2 separate regions of the Homo sapiens genome follow, and region 1 is linked to region 2. Evidence: chromatin loops called from intact Hi-C (ENCODE). Cell type or tissue: Caco-2. All regions are shown on one strand. Links, peaks and the distances in the headings refer to the core of each region. The heading gives the core; the rest is flanking DNA.

Region 1 (5,384 bases), core at 231-5,230, 240 kb after region 2:
GAAATCAATTGCATGTTTAGTGATGACAGTAAATCTCTACTCCCTATCCCATTGAAAGCTTTACCATAATGTCTGTCTGCGTTGGGGTTATACTTTCAACATCTGCTGTTGCTACACATAAAAGATGAAGTTCAAATGTGTGACACATTCATGAGTATACTTAAATAGGCTTCACATTATGTGAATGAATCTGTAGTTCTGAGCCTTTTTCTCCCATTCTATAAAGCATTCAAGAATGTGTGTGTGTGCGTGCGTGTGTGTGTGTGTGTGAGAGAGAGAAAGAGAGAGAGAGAGAGAGAGAGAGAGATAGAAAGGTAGTTGATACCTAATTTAATATTTTAAAAATGCTTTCTTATTCCACCACCCTCCAGAAATGACTCCCAGGATGTCGGAGAACTAACCCACCGGGGGCAATACTATCTCAGATGAAGCTACTGAATTACTAAATTTAAAAATAAACCACAGTTTTCCACTCAACCATAATGAATAAACTGTTACTGGACTTGCCCTTCAACAACTAAAAGAAATTCAAACTGGGAAAAATACATGAAGTGATTGTTTTTAGACATTGGCAGCCCACCACCATGCTTCCTAATGGAGGGATGCAAATGTGGTCAGCCTGACCATCAGCCCCCAGCTTGCTCTCTGGAGGGACTTTCCAGACTGAGGCACAATGAGGTGCCAGAGTGCTTCTGGCTGTCAAGGCATTCAAAGGCAAGGAGCAGGATCCCCCACGTCACCCCCTCTTCAGCATTTCAAATTCCACTGCCTTGAGGCCCTCTTCTCCTCTAACCTGGAATACTGATATTTCTCCCCAAATTTATATTCCTCTTTTCATTTTCACACCTGAAAATCCGTCCTTGAAATATAGATCAGATTGATTTTTTTCTAAAATATAAATGTGATTGCAATTCTTTCAGTTAAAATTATTAGGTGACTTTCTCTGCCTTTGGAATACATTAAAAATAGTAGCATGGAACATAAAATTTTAGTGGCCTGGCTTCTATATATTACTACTCCCATCTCAGAGTAAATAGATGGGAGCAGTAACTCTGCCTTGCTTCTCTACTTCCACATCTGACACTCCAATCTTACCAGTAGTTTCCTGAATAGGGCATTCTTTCACAAGCTCATGGCCAGCTTCATGGGCACACAACCTGTGTGGCCCAAGAGGACCCTGTGCTCACAAGGGCCCTGTATTTGGTTTAAGACTCTGCTGTCGCCATCTTGAAATACTCAATAATTTTTAACAAGGTGCCCCATATATTCATTTGGCACTGGGCTCCACAGGCACATGCGTACACACACACACACACACACACACACACACACACACACACACAGACACCTAGAATAAGACAAGACACATGGGGAATGGAATAGTGTGTGGGTGGAATATAAACAGCACCGGGGCACTTAGGTTTGAGTTTCAGCCCTATGAGATTTTAGCTCTTAACTTCTCTTAATCTGTTTCATTACCTGTAATGAGGATTCAAATACCACTCCTGCATACCACAATGGGCCTGTTAAAAGAATTGACTGAAATGATATAAAAGTTTGTAAAAAGTAAAATACAGTTAAGGGTTTTAATCATATCATCATCATCTTAATTGGTTTACTTGGTTCAGTTAATATCAACTAATCTTCATTTCCAGAAGGAAGTATTAAGCATGTCAGAGAAACTCATTATCTTTTATTCTCCACCAAAAACTAGGAGGGCTTTAATAGTGGATTTGTGAAGTTTGTATTCAAGAATTGCATGAGTTTAGAAAAAAATGTTTATAATACACTCCTCATAATATAAATGAGAATATCTTGGCTATTGTGTAAGGAAGAAATTATAGGTCAACTAAAGCAGAAATTATGAAAATATTTCACAATTGAATCATCTATTAATTTCTTTTGAAGAGGATGCCAGTTCCTGTGAAATGAACACACTCATGTTGCTGGAAGAAATGGAGAAACAAAATGTCGATCCATACAACAGAATATTATTCAGCAAGAAAAAGGAAAAAGCTACTGATACATGCTATATGATGAACCTGAAAAACAATGCAAAGAAAGAAGCCAGATGCAAAAGATCAGATATTTTATGATTCCATTAAATGAAATTTTTAGAAAAAGCAAATCCATAGAGATAGAAAGCGATCTGTGGTTGTCTGGGCCTGAGGTTGGGAGTGAAACTGATTGCAAATGGCACACAGCAACTTTTTGGAGTAATAGGAATGACCTAAACCCAGATTGCAATGATGGTTGCCCAGCTATATGAGCTTCCTAGAAATCATCTAATTATACAAACAGTGAGTGATTTCATAATTGTACCTCAATAAAGCCACTCAAAAAAGAAAATAAGAAGGGAAGGAAAGGGGGAAGAAAGGAAAGAAGGAAAAAAGACATGAGAAAGACAAAAGAAAATAAAAAGAAGAGAAAAACTCACTGCTATACAATGATCACTCCCAGCCCTAGCCCCACACTGCTTAGCGCCAGCTCTAATACCAGCTTTGTGATCTTGGCAAGTCGTTTTATAAATGAAAGCTTAAAACGCCTTCCACCAATCTTAAAGAAAAAATAAAACAGATTTTAAAATTGTTAATAGCTGTTGAAATGACCTCCCCTTCTCTTCATTAGAACTTCCTAGCTTCTTATTTTCACTAGGAAGAAAAAGATCATATCAAAATAAGCACCTCAGTTTGCAAACTAAAATTTTCTTTGGATATTCCTCCTTCTCTCTTGCAAGAAAATTTCTCATTCTGAATTCTTGAATCCATCATCTTTTTTTCATTTGTTTGCATCATCATTCTTCCCCTTTCTGTGAATCCTCCTTGACCTATAAATGTACTCAAACATCTCAAATTTAAAAACAAAACAAAACTCTATTTACTGTTCTTGAGCAGGGGTGGAATTTTTAATTACTAATTAGTCATACCTTAAATCTTCCTCCCTTGAGAATCACCAATAAGCTCCTGAATGCCAGATTCAGTAGTAGTTTCTCCAACCTCCTCAATAGTCTTTCTATAGCTCACATCTCCATAATGCAATATTTTTTTAAACCATTTACTTCTGGTACTGCTAGGGTTTTCTGGGTTATGTTGTTTTTCTCCTGCCTTTCCTACTTCTTCAGAGGCTAATTTTCATGCTTCATTTCTCTAGCTATTTTTAAATGGAGCTTTTCATCTAGGTTCAAACATGTGTGTTCCATACTATTCTATATCCTACACTCTACCCCCACCACCAGGCCTCTTTCATTTTTACAGTTTCAACCCCTGCCTCTAAGATTTTCAATCCTAACTTCTACCACCATCTCCAGTCCCACATTTTTAACTTCTTTCTGGATAACTCCACCTTTATGTATAACTTGCAACACAAACTTAACATGGCCGACTCCAACTCAAAAGCTTGTGCTCATTTCAATCTGCCATAATAACTCTTAAAAATATGTAAAATGTAATACTGGTTTCCATTTGTTGGAACTATAGTAGAATATGGAGATTTTGAAAAGAAAGGCAAGAGGGCTCAAGGTGAATATGGCCTTGAATAATTTATTCAGGGGAAGAACTAAACATCCTATAACATTGCAGGGAAAAAAGCAGGACTGTTGCCCACAATTTGATTTAATTATTACTTCAATTTAATTCCTTTTTAATAGGTTCTCTTGACTTGCCCTAATTCCATCCACCAAGTTGCACTCCTGGGCTTCCAGAATTTAGACTTAATTATTTGGGATGACCAAACTGAGAAAATTCTGCACTTGATTGTCTGCCAGTAGACCGTACCACTTGACTTGGTGATTCCTGTAACAGAATATTAATCTTGAAGAATTACCACCCTGATATTGGTCCATACTTGGGTGTGGCTCTAGTGTTACAGGATTTCATGAGTGCTGCTTTGTCAGCTGGAAATCTCTGTAGCCACCACTGCCTCTATCCGGCCTTGCTTGGGCCCACTGGGCTCACTCTACCTGCTCAGCCTTGCAGGTTGTGCTTGGCTCATGCCCACTCAGATCCCATTCCTGCCACAGCTCCACATTCAGCCCACTGCTGGACTGGGCATGCCGTGATCAGCTTCCATGGTGGGTGCCAGCATCTAGATGAGGGGAACATGGTGGCACCCAAAAACTCAGAGATGATAGCAACTGTGGTGCCCCAAAGGTGTTACAGCTCTTGCTCAAGGAGTCCCAACATCTGAGCCTCCAGAAATGTCACAGCTCTTTGTTCCTGCAGCTTGGTGAGGTGGTGGGGTGGGGGGTGTTACAGCTCTCTTTCTCCTGTGGTCCCATGAGCAGGAGCATGTTACAGCTCTTTTATTGCCATTGTCTGCAGCTCAGCAAGTTCTGGGCTCTTGTCTCACAACCAAGATGAATGATGTGCGTGGACATCACGGAGTGAGTAACGCAGAGAAGTATTTTATTGAGTGACAGAAGAAAAGCTCACAGCTGCAAGAGGGAACCCCAAAAGCAGACATAGCTGCCTGTGAGGCTGAGTCTGGGGTTTTTATGGGCTTAGAATGAGGGAGTGTGTGCTGATTGGTCCATGGGCAAGCTTGGAAAAAGCACAATTTGACTGGTTAAAAGACATTATCCAGAAGGAACCAATGGAGGGAGAAGGTAAGACAGGAATAGAAGTTCTCACTTCAGTCGTGGGCTCTATCCTGAACTAGCCTCTCAGTTTTCAAATTTTAAACTGGCTTTGGCTTGAAGGTCTGGTTTCACCAGGGACCCATCCCTGTCTGCCTAGGAATTTGTCTGTCTCATGTCACTATCACTACTACTGCAGCAAGCTGTGGAAGACAGAGTCAATAACCATAAAAGAGAGACTGCTAACACAGCCATTACTGAATATTCCATCATTGCCTTACAAGAGCAAACAAAAACTAAGACAGCCTCCTCACCAGATTTTGCCATCAATTACTTTAATTTCAGAAATCATTTGTATTTAAAATATGTTAGATTCAGGAGTGCTTTGGTGGTCCTTCAATTTCAGAGTATTTTTCATTCAGATTGAAATGTCACTAGCTTCTAACTGAATGACAGAAAAAGCTAAAGTGATCTGTCACTGGAAATTGCTCCTGAATTCTAAATATAAATCTTCTCTGATGTTAAAAGAAAAAATAAAGGCTTTCAGTAAAAATCTCACCAAAAATATTTTCCCTCTTTACTAAACACGTACACTTTAATTGACATTTTTAACTTTATTATAAAAAATGTCAGAATACACCTATCACCCAGATGTAACAATTATTATTTTTAACATTTGTTTCTATTTTTACTGACATCTTAAACCTTAATGTATCAGGGTACCACCCTAAAAGATATGGGCATTTTTCTACCTAACTATAATACTATTACTGTACCTAACTCAGTAATAATTTATTTTCAATAATAATTA
Region 2 (5,384 bases), core at 194-5,193:
TTTCTCCTCAGATAGTTTAAGAAAACCTCTAAACAACTCTTGAAATGACAGTACATCTTCAATAAGATCTCTCATGAATTCTGCACATTTTAATTCTCAAATTATGTTAAATGTCTAGATCCACTCTAGGATGACTAAATATATAGAACTAAGTAATACAATTTACTAAAAAGAATTGCTCCCTCTAGTGAAGTCACAATATTATTTCATTTCCTGGCACTCCTGTACTGAGTAATTTAATAAATGTTATAAGTGATGATGACTATTATGTTGATGATAGTGGTCTGGCCTACTTTTGTGATATTAAATTTTAATGTTTTCTGTGCTTGAAAACAGGAAAGTTAATAATGGTTGATTACAGCTGTTTACTGGATATTTTAGAACATTACATTTAAAAACTCTGTGTTGAAAAAGTAATTTATTTCTAAAACTCTTGAGATTATTTCTGAAACACTATTGGTACTATGTGATGTTGAGGCCTATGACAAAGTTGACATTAGCAGAGTAAAGAGGGGAATTAATGCAATTGTCCTAATAATTAAAAGTGTTCTGGGGAAAGTAAGTTTAACTGGAAATCTAATTTTAGCCATAATGCCTATCTTTGCTCTGGTTACCATATACCTAAGAAAAATTAGACATTATCAATCTTATTCCTCTCTACTAGTCAGAAATATTGTGCAACTAATCATACAGATGTAAGATATTTGAAATTATTGGACTTGTATTTAAATTGCTGTTACAACACCTGAATATAAATCAAAATAGTGGGGCTGCTGTAAAAGGACAAGTATTATTTAATTCTCAATTTGTTAATGCAGATCTGGCCTTACTTCATTTTAAATCACAGGAAAGAGAAATCAAAATGGAAAAGTTATCCAGGTGATTACATTTATACAAGTGATTAACTTAAATGTGACAATAATAATAAAGAAGAACAAAACAAAATCAGTGAGGAGATTCACTTTTCCTTCCAAGTAGGACCGCATTTTCTGGGGAATTTGAATTACCTGGATAATTATTTCTGTACTCCACCACTTTGTCTGAAAAGGCAAAGCATTTTTACAATAATAGCCCGGTTACCAGTCCCATCAAGTTACTGTTTTTCTGTATCAATAATAATAGAGTAATTCCACCAAATTTTATGTAGTTTTCGCCTTCCAAGTGCTTAGCAAATATTAATTCATCAATGTAGCATTCCTATGAGGAGGTAAGAATTTTTAATAAAAAAATATAATCTAGATTAATTTACTTGAAAGCACACATGTAAGAGAAGCAGAGAAGCTCTAAAAAATTAAATGATTATATAAGGATATGAAAGAAGGCAATATTATTTTATGGTTCATTCTCTCTCCAAGTAATTTGAAGAGAAGCTCTTGGGAGTAACAGGCCCGTCAAGGTTTAAAAAGATTTTGTCTACAGTCTCGTCTTTCAAGTGAAGGAACAATTAGCAATATTTCCATGGAGACGTGACCAAGTCCCAGGCCAAGAACAACCCTCGCCCCAGGCACCCAGCCCAGGCCCTTCCTGGGGTTCACTGGACCCCGCCAAGAGCAGAAGCCTCGTGTCCCGCACGCTGGGCACCCGCATGAGGCTGCCTGTGGCTGCTCCGCAAGGTCCTCGAGGCAGAAATCTCGGTGGGCGGAACCCAGTTCGATGCTGTCAAGGCTGCCAGTCTCCTCCACACCTTCCCGGAGGCCTCCTCCTTTCCCTCCAAGGCCAAGTGCGCCATTTATTTTGAGAAGCCTGAGGCTTCGTCCTCGTCCTGGGGACCTTTCCGCGCACATCTCTTGCTCCTGCATCCTAGAGGGAACGGCGCTCTGACCTGGAGGAGGCACTAGCCCGACGCTGGACGCACGGAATCCTGAGAACAGGCGGGCTGGGAGCACTGGTGGGCCAGGGCTGCGGCGTCCCAGGCAGGGTCGGGCCTCGCCTTCGCTGCGTTCCCAAGCGAGGCCCTAGAGGAAGGGGCGGAGAGGGTGATCCTCTGAGGCTCCTGAGGACCGGGAAGGGTGTCCACACCCGGGAAAGGGAGGCTATTGTTTTGGCCTTTTACTATTCCACGCTTTCTCCAAAAGCCTGGTTAAAAGTCAAGGGAAGGGCCGGGTGCGGTAGGTCACGCCTGTAATCCCAGCACTTTGGGAGGCCAAGGTGGGCGGATCACGAGGTCAGGAGATCGAGACTATCCTGGCTAACAAGGTGAGACCCCATCTCTACTAAAAATACAAAAAATTAGCAGGGCGTGGTGGCGGGCGCCTGTAGTCCCAGCTACTCGGGAGTCTGAGGCAGGAGAATGGCGTGAACCCGGGAGGCGGAGGTTGCAGTGAGCCGAGATGGCGTCACTGCACTCCAGCCTGGCGACAGAGAGACACTCGTCAAAACAAACAAACAAAAAAGTCCAGGGAAGTGGTTGGTGGTAGGTAAAGTTCCTTGGTCTCTCTGATGGGGTGACTTCTATCCACCCTGAGTCACCCGTTTGTGTCCCAGCTTTCAGCAGTTTCCCCCCAGCTCCCTGGTACTGTCCGTTGTGAAAATTTGAAACGAAAAAAAATCTGCCCTTGGGTGTTCCTAAAACTTTCTGATTGTTTCTCTGGATAGTGGACAGCTGCCATGATAGGCAATCCTCACACCGTATCACGGCGTGTTGAGTTTATCCCAAGATAACAGCGTCTTTGTAGCAATAACTGATGAGGAAGAACATTTTATTTATTCATTTATTTTTAATTTCATAAGTGATGAGAAACCAAGGGTTTGGATGATAGAGTTCCGAGGAAGGAGAAACGCAGGTGTGTAAAACGAGACATTTGGCATATTCAGTGTTGGAGAAAGGTGCTCCTTTTGGAAAGATGAAGTTCAGGGAAATTCATTGTTTCTCAGGTATTTCTGTTTTCCTTAGGATATTTCTAGTTTTGATCACCCTCATTTAAGGAGACAGAAAAAGCTAAGTGAGAACTGAACTTCAGTTCATCAAATCTGTCTTCATTTAGGCTTCAGTCAATCCTTTGTTCTTTGAAAAAAAATCCTCCCCCACCACATCCTACCCCACCATGATATTATAATAGTCCAGCTAAACTACGTATAAAAAAGAATATAAATAAAATATAAGTATTAAGAACACTCAAAGCCGGGTGAAATTATTCATACTTGCAAAAGTTGATGAGCTAATTTGGCTCTGAGCTTGCTTAGAGCAAGCAGTAAAAAATAGAAGGCATTTTGGTTTCTGCAAGGCTACTTTGTAAAATCTTTGATCTGCCACTAGAGGCTGCTCTTAATTCTTAATATGTCAGGACTAATCCAGTGAGAAGTTTTTTTTCCTCACAGCCAGTAAGGAACTGGAGATTACTTTAGAAGCTGCATTTCTTTGCTGTTATTTGATGTCTTTTTCCCGCGAACCGTTCTTTTTCCCTCCCTCTCTCTCTTCCCTCCCTTCCTTCCTTCCCTCCTTCCTTCCTTCTTTCTTTCTTTCTTGGGAGAGGCAGAATGGCACTACGTCAGTTCTGTTTGATTTTGGCTTGCATCCAAATAGAAAATAAAGACACTCTTAGTTTGGGCTTACGCTTTTGTATTTCAGCACAGTACATAGGCTTACGGTGTTTTTGGTTGCCGTTACCAAATTTTCCTTTTTGCAATTTGAAAGACAGCCTGATCAACATAGTGAAACCCTGTCTCTACTAAAAATACAAAAAAAAAAAAATTATACAGGTGTGGGGGCGGTCGCCTGTAATCCCAGCTATTCGGGAGGCTGAGGCAGGAGAATTGCTTGAACCCAGGAGGCGGAGGTTGCAGTGAGCTGAGATCACACCATTGAACTCCAGCCTGGGCAACAACAGCAAAACTCCATCTCAAAAAAAAAAAAAAAAAAAAAGGAACTCATTCAGAATTCAACAGCAACCAAGGAGTGAAGCTGAGAGCAGATCTGATTTGCGTGATGCCAAAGCTCACCTTCTTTTTAATTCATCACACTATAAGTTTAGCAAGGACGGGCCAGGTGTGGTGGCTCATGCCTGTAATCCCAGCATTTTGAGAGGCCAAGGGGGGCAGATCATGGGGTCAGGATATCGAGACCATCCTGGCTAACACGGTGAAACCCCATCTCTACTAAAAATACAAAAAATTAGCTGGGCATGTTGGCACATGCCTGTAGTCCCAGCTACTCAGGAGGCTGAGGCAGGAGGATCGCTTGAACCAGGGAGGCGGATGTTGCAGTGAGCCAAGATGGTGCCACTGCACTCCAGCCCGGGCGACAGAGTGAGACTCTGTCTCAAAAAAAAAAAAAAAAAAAAAAAAGAAGTTTAGCAAGGACAAAAGTATTATTAAGGAATCATCCATACATTTGATAGTTATTGAATTTTATTTTTATTAGCTAAAGTCTATACTTCATTCAGATTACCTTGGGTTTTATCTAATATCCTTTTTCTGTTCGAGGATCCCAACTACGACACCACATTACATTTAGTTGTTTTAGGGCTCCCTGGGTTCCTCTTGGTTGAAACAGTTTCTCACACTTTCACTTTTTTTTTTTTAATCTTGACAGTTTTGAGTAGTGGTCAGACATTTTGTAGAATGTTTCTCAATTGTGATTTGTCTGATATTTTTCTCATGATTAGTCTAGGGTTATGGGTTTGTGGAGGATGGCCACAGAAGTAAAGTGCCATCTTCATTATATCATATCAAGGGTACACGTCAATATGATTTGTCACTGTTAATGTTGATCTGGAACACCTGGCTGTGGTATTGTTTCTCAAGTTCTCCACTTTACTGTCATTTTGTGTAGAGATTACATGTCCCTTTTTTGTCCAGGCTGGTCTCGAACTCCTGAGCTCAGGTGATCCTCCCTCATTGGCCTCCCAGAGTGCTGGGATTATAGGCACGAACCACTGCACCTGGCCCAGATATCTTCCCCCCGCCACTCCCTTTTTTTATTGTATTTTTTGGGAGGAAGTCACTCTGCGCAGTCTGCTTTTATTTATTTATTTATTTATTTATTTATTTTATTTTATTTTTATTTTTTTGAGACGGAGTCTTGCTCTGTCGCCCAGGCTGGAGTGCAGTGGCACAATCTCGGCTCACTGCAAGCTCCGCCTCCCGGGTTCACGCCATTCTCCTGCCTCAGCCTCCCGAGTAGCTGGGACTACAGGTGCCTGCCACCACGCCCGGCTAATTTTTTGTATTTTTAGTAGAGACGGGGTTTCACCGTGTTAGTCAGGATGGTCGCGATCTCCTGACCTCGTGATCCGCCCGCCTCGGCCTCCCAAAGTGCTGGGATTACAGGCGTGAGCCACCGCGCCGGCCCACAGTCTGCTTTTAAGGAAGGGATAGCTATGCCTTACTTCCTTGAGGCAGAAGCAACTACATCACTTATTTGGACTTCTGCATAGGAGATTGTG

Evidence for each region. Hi-C counts contacts between places; a loop is a spot of excess contacts. Peaks named below come from ENCODE experiments on the same cell type or tissue, not always from the same donor. Only the 100,000 strongest peaks of a DNase experiment are listed, where the experiment ranks them.
Region 1: it touches region 2 in a loop (5-fold over the local background); 2 of 110 quality-filtered maps call a loop at or near these places.

What each region holds. Positions count from the first base shown.
Region 1 is chr4:110,342,201-110,347,584 of GRCh38, reverse strand. No RefSeq gene overlaps it. Among named protein-coding and RNA genes, the nearest start is that of ENPEP, 130 kb to the left of the region's middle. In Caco-2, for the core only: a CTCF peak has its summit at 3,201; no DNase peak of the experiment used is centred there.
Region 2 is chr4:110,584,304-110,589,687 of GRCh38, reverse strand. No RefSeq gene overlaps it. Among named protein-coding and RNA genes, the nearest start is that of PANCR, 28 kb to the left of the region's middle. RefSeq lists a silencer at 1,481-1,775. In Caco-2, for the core only: a CTCF peak has its summit at 3,278 (motif pointing right); no DNase peak of the experiment used is centred there.